Linked DNA regions of Homo sapiens: region 1 is linked to region 2. A link is a contact called in ENCODE Hi-C data. All regions are on one chromosome and are shown on one strand. Each heading gives the region's core, a stretch centred on a gene start or an enhancer-like site at or near the end of the contact. The rest is flanking DNA. Distances are from core to core; before and after follow the strand shown. Region 1 has its middle 83 kb from the start of CTNNB1. Region 2 overlaps LOC105377043 (a long non-coding RNA gene).

Region 1 (5,341 bases), core at 2,726-5,225, 340 kb after region 2:
TGCCTCCCAAGGGATATTAGGAAGAGCCAGCTTTGTTCAGGCACAAGAGGTGTCCTCCCTTCCCCGAGGGCAGTGGTGGCCTCCTCATCTTACATGTTAATGACAAAAAGGAGCCATTCTCATTTACAAGGTAACTTCCTGCATCCCCCAGCCAGAGAAGACACTGTAGGCTTCTTCTACTACAACGTTTCACTACCATAATTGAACCCACCCAGCTACCCGCACTGACTCCCAAACTCAGGTCTGTGAGCTTTTGTTCTTGCCTTGCACTGTCAGCAAACGTTGGTCCTCCCAATGCTATGGCATGGTAATGACACCACTTAATTCTCTATTTCACTCTCTAGAATTGGTGAGGGAATATACAGAATGTTATTTTTCAAAAAAATTTTAGCTGCCTGGAAGGAAGTCTCTGCTCTCATACATAGAAAAGTAACAGGAATATTATCTCCCTCATGTGCAGAGCTACCTTGAGTGCCTAAGGGACTTCCCCAGAGAGATCCAAAGCAACACTGGGTCCCTGAGATGGGAGTCACTGCTAATTTGGTTCCCTGGGTCACATAGAACTGGAAGGAGGTGGCATAGGGAGAAGGAGGCTGGTATTTTCTCTCTGCTCACAGGACTGCTCTACACTTTACATTTCCCAAAGGCCATAATTATTTCCCGGAGAAGAAATTCAAATGACCCAGATAGTTAATTCAGTGAGATTGGCCCAGAAAGTATTTACCTAAAAGGCAGTTTTGTCGAAAAGAACGTCACAACATAGTCAGGGCTTGCTCTCATTGCCCGAAAAATGCAGGGGCCAGATCCAAGGCTGTAAGCCTAATAATTAGAGAGGGCAGGAGGTTCTGGAGTTTGGAAGGCAGAGACAGGAAGGGAGAGTCAGAGAGAGGGAGGCAGAGTGTGAAGGCAGGAGGGAACAAGAATGAACGAGAGAAACAGAGAGAGATTGTCTTGCCAGCCACTCAACACAATGACCAGCTCAGGGGCTATCCATGATGCACCTGGATCCTAGAAGTTCCCTCTGCAAGGAAAAAAGTAGAAAAGCAGAGAAGCTTATCTTTGGCTGCCTCCATCTCCCTTTTCATGCTCATCACTGACCAGCTAGAACCATGTTTTTCTTCCTCCAAGGCCCCAGGTTCTCCTCCCACCATGACTGAGCAGCAACTTCACATTATCCCCTGCTGTTATCCCTAGTCCAAACACTAATTCCCTTAGTATAATACAAAGAGCTCAGCTTTGAGTCAGGAAGGCACTTGCTGGTGGAATTAACTAACACAGATGCTGTGTGTCCAGCACCATGCTCAGGATTAGACATGAGCTGACTACATTGCCATTGTACAAATAAGAAAACGGAGTGGCAGGTGCTCTACGGAAGCGTGATGATCTCAGCACAAGGCATTCCACTGGACGTAATAAAAGCAAATACTCATTAAGCAGTTACTACGTGCCAGGAACTGTGCTAAGGCCTTTGTTGGAAATTATTTCATTAAATTCATGTTTAAAAAAAAAAGTAAGTATAATTATTATCTCCATGCTATAGATAAGGAAATTAGGAAAAAAGCCAGGACTTAAACCCAGGTTTAATCACCGTGCCATTAATGAGCACATTACTAGGCCTCTTTGTGCAGGAAAATGTTGCAACAGATTGTCAAGGTCCTTTTCTCCACCCTCTCATCCCTGTCCAATGAACAACCCCAGGCAGCTACCAACAAATTGACCTTCAACCCCTGAACTCAATGATAGGTCTTCGAAACAGCCAGAGTTGAGTTACATGGGGTTAGAAAGGCTGTGCTTATGGAGAGTGACTCTGTCGTTCGTGTAGCTATGGCATGGTTTGCACTCTTGGGGAAGGGGCTTTACCTGCTTAATAACCCTGACCTCTACCCACCCTGCACTCTTCCCTGATTGGATGAGGTCGAAAAAAGCTACTGAGAAGTTCTTGTGTCTTTGGGCTCTGGCAGCCTGCAGGAGACCTGCATTCTTCCCTGCTCCCCAAATGTAGGGTCGGCCCCCACCTGGGGAGGACTGCAATGGTTCAGCAAAGCCTGCTTGAGATGTAAGTCTGTCTAATCATAAGTTTGGTATTTTGATATCCACAGTTGCCACATAGCTAAGGTTCATTCTCTACCATCAGCTTTGCTGGTGAGGATGCTGATTTTCCGTTGTCAATCCAGAGGCTTTCTAGATCTGCCTCAATGATTCAGAATCCAGGTGGAGAAGAGACATGCTATACACTGGACTCAAATTCCAACAACAGAAGTTGTCTTGTACAGAGCAAGAATGGCAAATGGGCTGAGTAAAACTAAGGGAGCCCTAAAAGAGTTAGACTAGTTCTAGGTGCAAATGTCAGTACATAGTCCAACCAATGAGAGTTCAATGACTCAAGATTAAAAAAAAAAAAACAGGCAAAGCAGTGGCTCACAACTATAATCCCAGTGTTGGGAGGCCGAGGCAGGAGGATTGCTTGAGCCCAAGAGTTAGAGACCTCCCTGAGCAATATAGCAAGACTCCGTCTCAACAACAACAAAATTAGCCAGATATGGTGGCACACACCTGTAGTCCCAGCCATTCAGAAGGCTGAGGCAGAAGGATAGCGTGAGCTCAGAAGTTCAAGGCTATAGTGAGCTATGATCACACCACTGCACTCCAGCCTGGGGACAGAGTGAGATCATGTCTCCAAATAAAAAATAAAGATAAATTAAAAAGCACTTTCTACTGTCCCATTACTTGAGTCACAATATTTCAATGCATGCAAAAGTATATATAGGTATTTATCCAAATAGGTAGCTATCTCAGGTGGGTAGGCATATAGGAATTGTGAATTTAGTTTCATTTTTTTCATTTCTTAGGATTTAGAGTCTATTTATGTGATATTTGAGGATCCTGCTTCCATGGACTGACATTCTTGCAAGCCCAAGCACAGAGCTGACTCTGCCAGCATCTTTTCCAGTTCTACCCCACCTATGAGAACCCTAAGAGTTAGGGACCACACAGGACAGATCAACCCTCTTTGTGATCCTGGCTGTGCCACTTATCACATTCAGCCTGTTTCCTCCTCTGGAAAAGAAAAATAGCAGGACGTCCCTTGCAAGGTATTTTTGAGGACTAATTGATAAGTGCAAACAATTTCTGAATGTTTATAGTCTTAGTTTGAAGGAATAAAACTTAAGTGGAGTTAAAGATAAAGGGCAAAAAGACCAATGAGAGAAAAGGGGCTAGAGACCATGTGGGGATTTAGTGGATTTAGTGCTGCTTGGAGGAAAGCCCCTGGGCAAAACAAGATTAACTTCTACAATCTTCTCCAGATTCTGAGAATGCACCAGATCACGGAGCCTAAGACCAATGTCTTGGTATTTGGCCTACACCTTACCACACAATCGTGCATTAAAAGCATAGCTCAGGGTCAACAGGACCCCCTGGTTTCCTGTGTGTCAGTCTGGCCTTCCCAGTCAGAACACAAGCTCCTTGTCTCACACGGGGCGTCTCTGTGTGCCCCGCAGCCCTGGGTGCAGAGCAGACCCTCAATAAATATTTGCAGATTGTCTGCTGGGAACGAGGCCTGACTTACTCCAGCTGCATCACAGACCTTCTGCCACCTCTGGGGCCCGTGGCTGCCTTTCAGACCTCAATGATACAGACGAAATGTGATTGCTACCAACTGTGGATAAAATAACCGTTTCCTTATACTCCAAGGGGAGAAAAAGCCAAGGTAGAGGCCTGGAAGGCTGTGGTGGCCACTGCAACAGGGCCCATGTGAATATCACAGACCTTCCATTTCTGTGACATAGGGAAAGGTCAGGTGAATGCTGACTTTTCTGGCTGGCTGGGGCATTACCAGGGCAGTGCAGCAGGGCCCATAGGAGAAAAAAATGGATGGGAGGACAGGAAGTCACCAAAGAGCCCTGCATTCTGCAATGATGTGGCGCTCTGACCACGCCCAGCCGCCCAGCAGCTCCAGCGAGGAAACAACTTCCTTTTGTGGTCTGACCCTGGCTGGCCGCCAGGGCTTCAACAAGAGCCTTGTGATGTGCACTTTTGAAATGTGTTGGTGGTGCGGAATGGCATGTCTAACTCGTGTTTAGTGCCCTTCAGCGTTTACGTCTCTTTCCCACGCCCACTGACGCAGACTGGCTGCATGTGGGGAGCTGGGGTAGTCGGCCAACCCAATGCCTGACCTTGTGGCCGGGGCACTTGAGACACGCTTCCTTTTCCCCTAAACCTGGCCTCAGTCAGGCCAAGGGTACGGCTCCCTGAAAGGACAAAGAAAAGAGAAAAGGAAGCCTGACTGATACTAGCTGCCAGACAGGCATTATGTTGTTTTTAATCTTCATGACAATTCTGTGGGGTTTTATGGCCTCCCTTTTACAGATGGGGAAACTGAGGTTCAGAGAAGTTAAATCTTTTTCTCAGGGTAAACACAATTAGAGCATGGGGAGCAGGGACTCCACCCTAGCCTGTCTCCTCCAATGATCAGACTCTTTCCAGACACCACAACTCCTCTCTTAAGACCCCAGGGTCACTCTCCTTGGGGTCAGAGGCAGCCACACTCCATGTTTCTATTGCCTGCATCCACGTCACAGATCAGAGTTTGAGAAGGGTCAGAGTCAGCCAGGTCAGTTCTCTCCATGCCCATACTTTGCTTTAAAGGCTTTTCACTCGATTTGGGTTGTTAATTCTCAAAGTATGTCCGTCAACGTGCAAAAGTTACTGTGCATATTCTTTTCCCACTGTTTTCTTGTTTTTCTGTTGTTTGTTACCTAAGGTAGCTCCTGCCAGTCTCTGTGTGTACTAGGCAATTCGTGCATTGCTATAAAGAAATACCTGAGACTGGGTAATTTATAAAGAAAAGAGGTTTAATTGATTCACAGTTCTGCAGGCTGTCCAGGAAGCATGGCAGCATCTGCTTCTGAGGAGGCTGAGGAGGCTTTTACTCATGGCAGAAGGCAAAGCAAGAGCAGGCACGTCACATGGTGAGAGCAGGAGCAAGAGAGAGAGAGTGCTAGGGGAGAGGTCCCACATACTTTTAAACAACCACATCTCACAAGAGCTCACCACTATCGTAAAGACTACACCAAGCCATGAGAGATCCGCCCCCGTGACCCAAACACCTCCCACTAGCCCCACCTCCAGCACTGGGGATTATAATTCAACATGAGATTTGGGTGGAGACAAATATCCAAACTACATCACTGTGGAAACACCAGCAAGTTGTCTGAGTGGTCTCTAGGAAACCCAAACCCCAACCAGTGGATGATAAATAGCCCCTCGTTTGTGAAGTGCTAACACCTTGGTGACACAGCCCTTCACGTCCCCTCCACTCACGTGATCTGGGAGGAGCTGC
Region 2 (5,759 bases), core at 1,779-4,278:
AATTCAGACTTCCTCTGCCTTTCTGTCCCAGCAGGGCCCTCAATGGATTGGATGATGGCACATTGGTGAGGGGAATCTTCTTTACTCCGTGTACTGATAAAAATGCTCATTTATTCCTGAAACACTCTCACAGGCAAACCCCAAAGTGATGTTCTACCAGCTATCTGGGCATTCCTTAACCAAGTCAGATTGAGATAAAATGAGCCATCACAGATGGCTTTCCTCCCTTGAGGTTCTGTGGTCTTCAGAAGGTCTGCCCCACTACTTCCCGTCCCAAAATGTCTCCAGACATGCAGAGACCACGCTTGGCAGAAAGCAGATCCCTCCTACACACAGTTTTCATGAAGGAGAACTCCGAGAGGGAACACTGCAATTCCTTATGCCCTGTGCTATCATATTGCAGAGCCATGGCTCCTGCCTATCTCCATCCTTTCCCTAGAAGTCTTCCTGTGTATTTAAATTCAAAGAGGCACTCTGAGCCTGCTGGACTTACTCCTCCAGACTTACTCCTCCAAGAATTAAGGGGGAAATACGTGTTTTCCAACAAAGGCAGAAACTTCCAGTGATGAAGAAATGATTCCTCAAACCATACTCTGAGAGCATGGATGTGTGCAAAGGGTGTTATCATGCAAAGGGAGGTATTTCAGCTTAAGAAGCAGATGCTGCCCCTTCCTTTGTATGTAAGGAGGAAAGGACACTGGCATTGACTGAGGTAATGTCTATAAAGCACCTGGTATTGTCCTCTTCACTTACAGGGTCTCTGTAAATAAGCGCCCCTTTCTCAAGTCCTATCCTTTCCTCCCCCCACCACCAGGAAGATCTCTTTTCTGTAAAGCAGGCAGTTGTCACACTTCTTCCAGGGGGAATTTGCATTCTAAACCTTCTCTCTGCATTTGCAGGGTGATTAAAGAAGGGGCAGGAAGATGGAAACCAACTAAAGGCTGATAGATACCTTAAGAAAGCAAAAGAGAGCATAAAAGAAAAACTTATCTTTGGCTTAGATTTTGCAACTGTTTATTGCACATCTTCTATGTACTAAGCATTATGCTAGCTTTCACGTTCTATGAGATGAATATTATTTTAATAATAGTAATTATTATTATAGCAGCTAGCATTTATTGAGCATTTACTATTTGCCAACTGTTGTGCAATGTGCTTTACACACACTATTTAATTTTCATATAATCTGAAAAGGTATATACTTTTGTTAGGCCCATCTTGCCAATGAGAAAATGAGGCTTGGGGAGAACTATGAGTCCCAAATCCCACCTGTGTCAGTGCCTTATTGCTTTGGTTCTTTAGACCAGAGGGTTTGCTATTGTGGCTCAAAGGCTCTGGATGTTGTGGCAGTGTAACTCTGAGAAACCTGTTATGAGGCTCTGATGTTATTTGTATTTTTGAAGGCACTGACTAGCTCTGAATCAGAAAGGAAATAGGCAACAAAAAGGATTTCCCTGTTGTAGACAGAGCACGTCAGCTGTATTTGAAACACCGAGACACCCTGAGAGGAGGAACCACCTTTGCCTCATCCCCCTCATTGCTTGAGCTCCCTGAGATCCCATGGCCCTCTTCAGGCCAGACGGTTTTTGACAATCCCAAATAGGGCTTTATGTCACTCAGTGGGTCAGCGTAAGACTGTCACTATCCTTAGCGTCAGGCAAAGAGCTAGAAGGTAGGAGGTGATTTCCTCCCATGTCAATTCTCTTATCCAAGCTTTGAAAGGTGAAGTTTATATTTTACTCTATCCCGAATTCAGACACTGACAACCAGATCTCTCCACCATTGAAGATATTTCCCAAATGCATGGATGTGACTTCTATCTCAGCAATCCCTTCAAGACCTAGAAGTCCACAAGTCCTCTATAGGCCCTCCCATCCTATCTCCTTGTTGTTTCTGCCCATTCAACCAGGGAGAGGTACAGGGTATCATTAAAGACTCTTAGGCCTGGCTGCTTGAGGTGTGGTCCATAGATCGGTGGAGTCAGCACTCCTTGTTAGGCCTCCAGAATCTCAGGCTGAATCAGAACTTATGTTTTTAACAAGATCCCAGGTGGTTCACATATATATTAGAGTTTGAGAAGGACTGCTAAGCCAGTGGTTCTCAAACTTGGCTGCATGCTGGAACCATCTGGGGAGTTTTTTAAAAATACCAGTGCCTGGTCCTACCCCCTGGAGATTCTTATTTTCTTGGTTTGGAGGTTGCTTGGGTAAAGAAGTATTGAAAGGTCCCCAGTGATCCTGGTGTGCCGCTGGGGTTGAGAACCACTGGCTTAGAGAATTGGATAACACCTACTTTAGCTACACTGATGAAATCTAGACGAGCGACCCCCTTGCGGGCGTCCTATCACTTAGAGTGCCGAGGGTGACTACCCTCCAGGACTCTGATTCCAGAGTCAGCCCTGCCTCCTCTCTCCCTGGCAAGGAGGAGCAGGGACCTCTCTATTCTGCAACAAAGGGGGCTTCTTTGGCTTGTTTCATGGGAAGATGGGAGGTGAGGGAGCAGTAGTTTCCAGCTGAAGTGCTTTCATCGCCCTGTGGCCAGGTAACCACAGTCTCTGTCGAAAAAGAAGGCATTACTGGCCAGTGCATCTGAAGGTCAAAAGTACTTGAACATCTTTCCTGAAGGACGGAAAAGCAGTGAAAGGAGTCAGACTTGGCTGCTGCCTGGCCTTGCTTTTATGGGAAAAACAGAAGTTATGGGATGGGAGGAGCGTGAAGAGTGGGTGTTGCCGGCCCTCCTGGCATCACAGCTTGTGAACCATAGCAGTGATGGGCAGTCGCTGTCTTCACTGGCCCTGCCAGGTCCGGAGATCCCTGCAGGGGCACTAAGAATTCACCCACTGCAGAGGCCCCACCTCGAGGCAGTTTCCTGTGTGCAGTTATTTTGGGAACAGGAACTGGATGTTTGGGAGGAAGAAGGGTAGCCAAGGGCCTGGAGGCAGGCGGTGGAGAGGTGAGGCCCAGCAGCTCAGCAACACTGAAAGGGCCCCAATGTCCAGACACCCAGGCAGCTTCCACTTGCCTCCACTCCCAGCACAAAGGCGCAGTCACGTGGCCGCTGGGGCTGCGACTTGAAAGAGCTCCCATTGTCCACGCTGCCTCAGGTTTCAGGGAACCAGACGCTGGGAGGACGGACTTTTTTTTCTTTTTTCTTTTCTTTTTTTTTTTTTAAAGTAACGGGGGCGAAGGCCAACAGCATTTTCGACTCCGGAAGTGGGGTCTACACATGCACACACGCCAAACAGACTTCTCCAAGTTTGTTTTTCTAACACATTGGAAACCACACAGTTCAGGAGAAAATTCATCTCACATGCTGTAGCCTGCTTTCCCGGAACGTGTCCAGAGACTGCTGTGTCAACACTGCCAAACTCAGCAAGCCACTCTCCCAACGGAATGGTGTGATTTGCCAAGGAAAAAACTGAACCCAGAGCCTGGGAGGAGGGAGCCGGGGGCCGGCGGCTAGAGGGGATTGCGCATAGTTCAAAGGGAGGGTGGGCTTCCAATTGGACAAGGCACTTCCCCGATTACACAGCTGTCACTGACCCCTCCAAAGGCCACCGCTGCATCCCCTTGGGCTCCCTGTTCCCAGACAGGGCTGCATTTGTGTGCTCAGCTGCTGACTGTCCTACTCTTAAAGCACTCAGGGTGGGAGTGTGCGGAGGGAGGAATGAGGATGTTTCTCAGCCTTTCTAAGTTCTGCCCCGAGGCAGCTTGGCGGAAGAGGAAAGGGCTTTGGCATCACCGTGACCGGATATTAATGTAGCTCATAGGTCCTAGCTGCATTTGCCTAAAACAAGGATGAGCTCTTCCTCTTTGCAGAGATATTACAAATAGAAAAGATGCTAAGGATGGCGAAGGTGTTTACTACAGGGCAGGGACATAATAGGCGCCCACTGAATATCCGTTTCCTCCCACCGGTTTGTCCCTGGAGGTTGAGTGTGTGGTTCTATCTCTCTTGCTTGGTTTTTAGGAGATAGAGGACAGCTCACCCATAAAGGGAATGTCTTGGATATGGAATTTCACAGTTAAAGCAGCCCCCAGACACCAAGTACAGCGACGAAACTCCTTTTCTTTCTCCCCATGGAATATAAGCCCCAGTTCTACTGGGTGGCAAGAAACATCATCCAGTTTATGTAATGACTCCAGTCATTAATAGGGTTAACTTAGGATCTGCAATTTGCAATTTGGTCACAGTCTAGCCCAAAATGACTGTGGGATTTCTTGCCTCTCCCCGTGCTTTTGTCCTAACTTAGTCTCTGAGGAGCAGGTGGTGAATGGAGGTCTTCGTGACTGGATGTGTGGGAGGGAGCAGCCACCTTGACCTCTTCTACTTTGGGTGCCTGCATGCAGCGTGGTAACCAGCTTCTCCATGCAGGTGGACTGGACGTGGGCAGCCTGCTGAGGAGTGTTGCTCATGTAATTCACACTCTGGGTGTGGCAAGTGGGTGGTCTGGTTTCCAAAAAGTTCCCTTAGAATCAAATCAGTCATGCTTCCTTTCCTCTACCCATCCCAACCAGCATATAAGCTGCACCCTTTTTTGGTGTTTGTCTCCCTGAATTACCTCACTCATCTGGCAACTTTCAAGAGCATGCTGACTCTTTCTGCTGGCTATGTGGGACCTGCAGAGTCTCCTCCACACCACTTGGGGGCTGAAGACAGCCTGATGCCCGTCTCCTGTACCTCTCCTGTACCAGCTCTCTAACACTCTGCTGGCTCCAATGAGGTAGTTCCATGAGATTGCCACTGTCAGAAACCTCTGGAAGAGAAGCAAAGGCCTTCCTCTTCTCTCTCAGCTGTCCTCAGCCCTCATGAGGAACCCTCTCCCACTTCTTGCTCCTTCCTTTGATGATGATGATAATGATGATGATGATGATGATGATGGTGATGATGACAACCTCTGTGTGTGTACGATGGAATATATCGCTCCTCATTCTTGATCTTTAAACTCTTCTCTCCTCAGGCAGAGGGAAAACCTGTCTCTTGCTACCTCTTTGCATCAGGTCTGTCTAGTCTCAAACTCAGAGCTGTGTTCTTTAGCAACTTTAGTGTTAGGAGTCTCTGCTCTCAGTGCTGGGGGGATGTCTGCAGAAATGGATGATCTTGATTTTAGTTTCTATTTGGTGGAGAGTCCCAACAAGAAGCCACCAGGGATCATGAAGGGGCACATTTAATTAATATCTCACTTATCAACCTGCCAGTTTCATCATTTTAAAATTGACTGGTTTCAGGTCCCCTCTCAAGTTGTTCACTAGCTACTGGCAACCATCTCATGGTATGACCTTGAGCACATTACTGCAGATTTCTGAGCTTCGATTTTCCAAGGCTGGATCATCTATAAGTCCCCTTCCAGCTCCAAACTTCTAACATGTATGTGTTTGAGATTCTGGACAAGCCTCTATGTGCTGAGCTCTGGCATCCATATGAAATACAGACAGTCCCCATCAGACTCCAATTTCTCTAGTAATGGAGGGGAGGTCTGGTATAGATTAAATATAATCCACTGATAATCCAAAACCCCACGTTAGCCTTTGGTTTTGATCTCATGTATTAGAGGAGTGAACAAGCTACAAAATTGACCAATTTGAATTCTACCTGTCCCTTCCCCTTCTATCCTCTCAAAGACATGCTAATTTGATCTGTAATGTGGCCAAAGGGCAGACAGTAGAAGGGAGGAGAAGCCAGAGGCATGAAAAATCCCCAAACTGGATCATCCACCCCCTGGATAATGGGCAGCTACCTGAACAGAATGCTCAATGAGG

The links. Hi-C counts contacts between places; a loop is a spot of excess contacts on that map.
Region 1: a map of cardiac septum shows a loop between it and region 2 (2.9-fold over the local background). The contact joins two enhancer-like sites. A Hi-C loop is called at or near these places in 3 of 168 maps with a recorded cell type or tissue (CD14-positive monocyte, cardiac septum and dorsolateral prefrontal cortex).

What each region holds. Positions count from the first base shown.
Region 1 is chr3:41,113,581-41,118,921 of GRCh38, forward strand. No RefSeq gene overlaps it. Among named protein-coding and RNA genes, the nearest start is that of CTNNB1, 83 kb to the right of the region's middle. RefSeq lists enhancers at 1,558-1,852, 3,973-4,102. Within about 2 kb of position 3,976, at least 13 of the 41 ENCODE cell types and tissues checked have a DNase peak (open chromatin) inside an H3K27ac peak, as active enhancers do.
Region 2 is chr3:40,777,668-40,783,426 of GRCh38, forward strand. All of the region lies in intron 2 of LOC105377043 (a long non-coding RNA gene), which reads left to right. Among named protein-coding and RNA genes, the nearest start is that of ZNF621, 260 kb to the left of the region's middle. Within about 2 kb of position 3,029, at least 23 of the 41 ENCODE cell types and tissues checked have a DNase peak (open chromatin) inside an H3K27ac peak, as active enhancers do.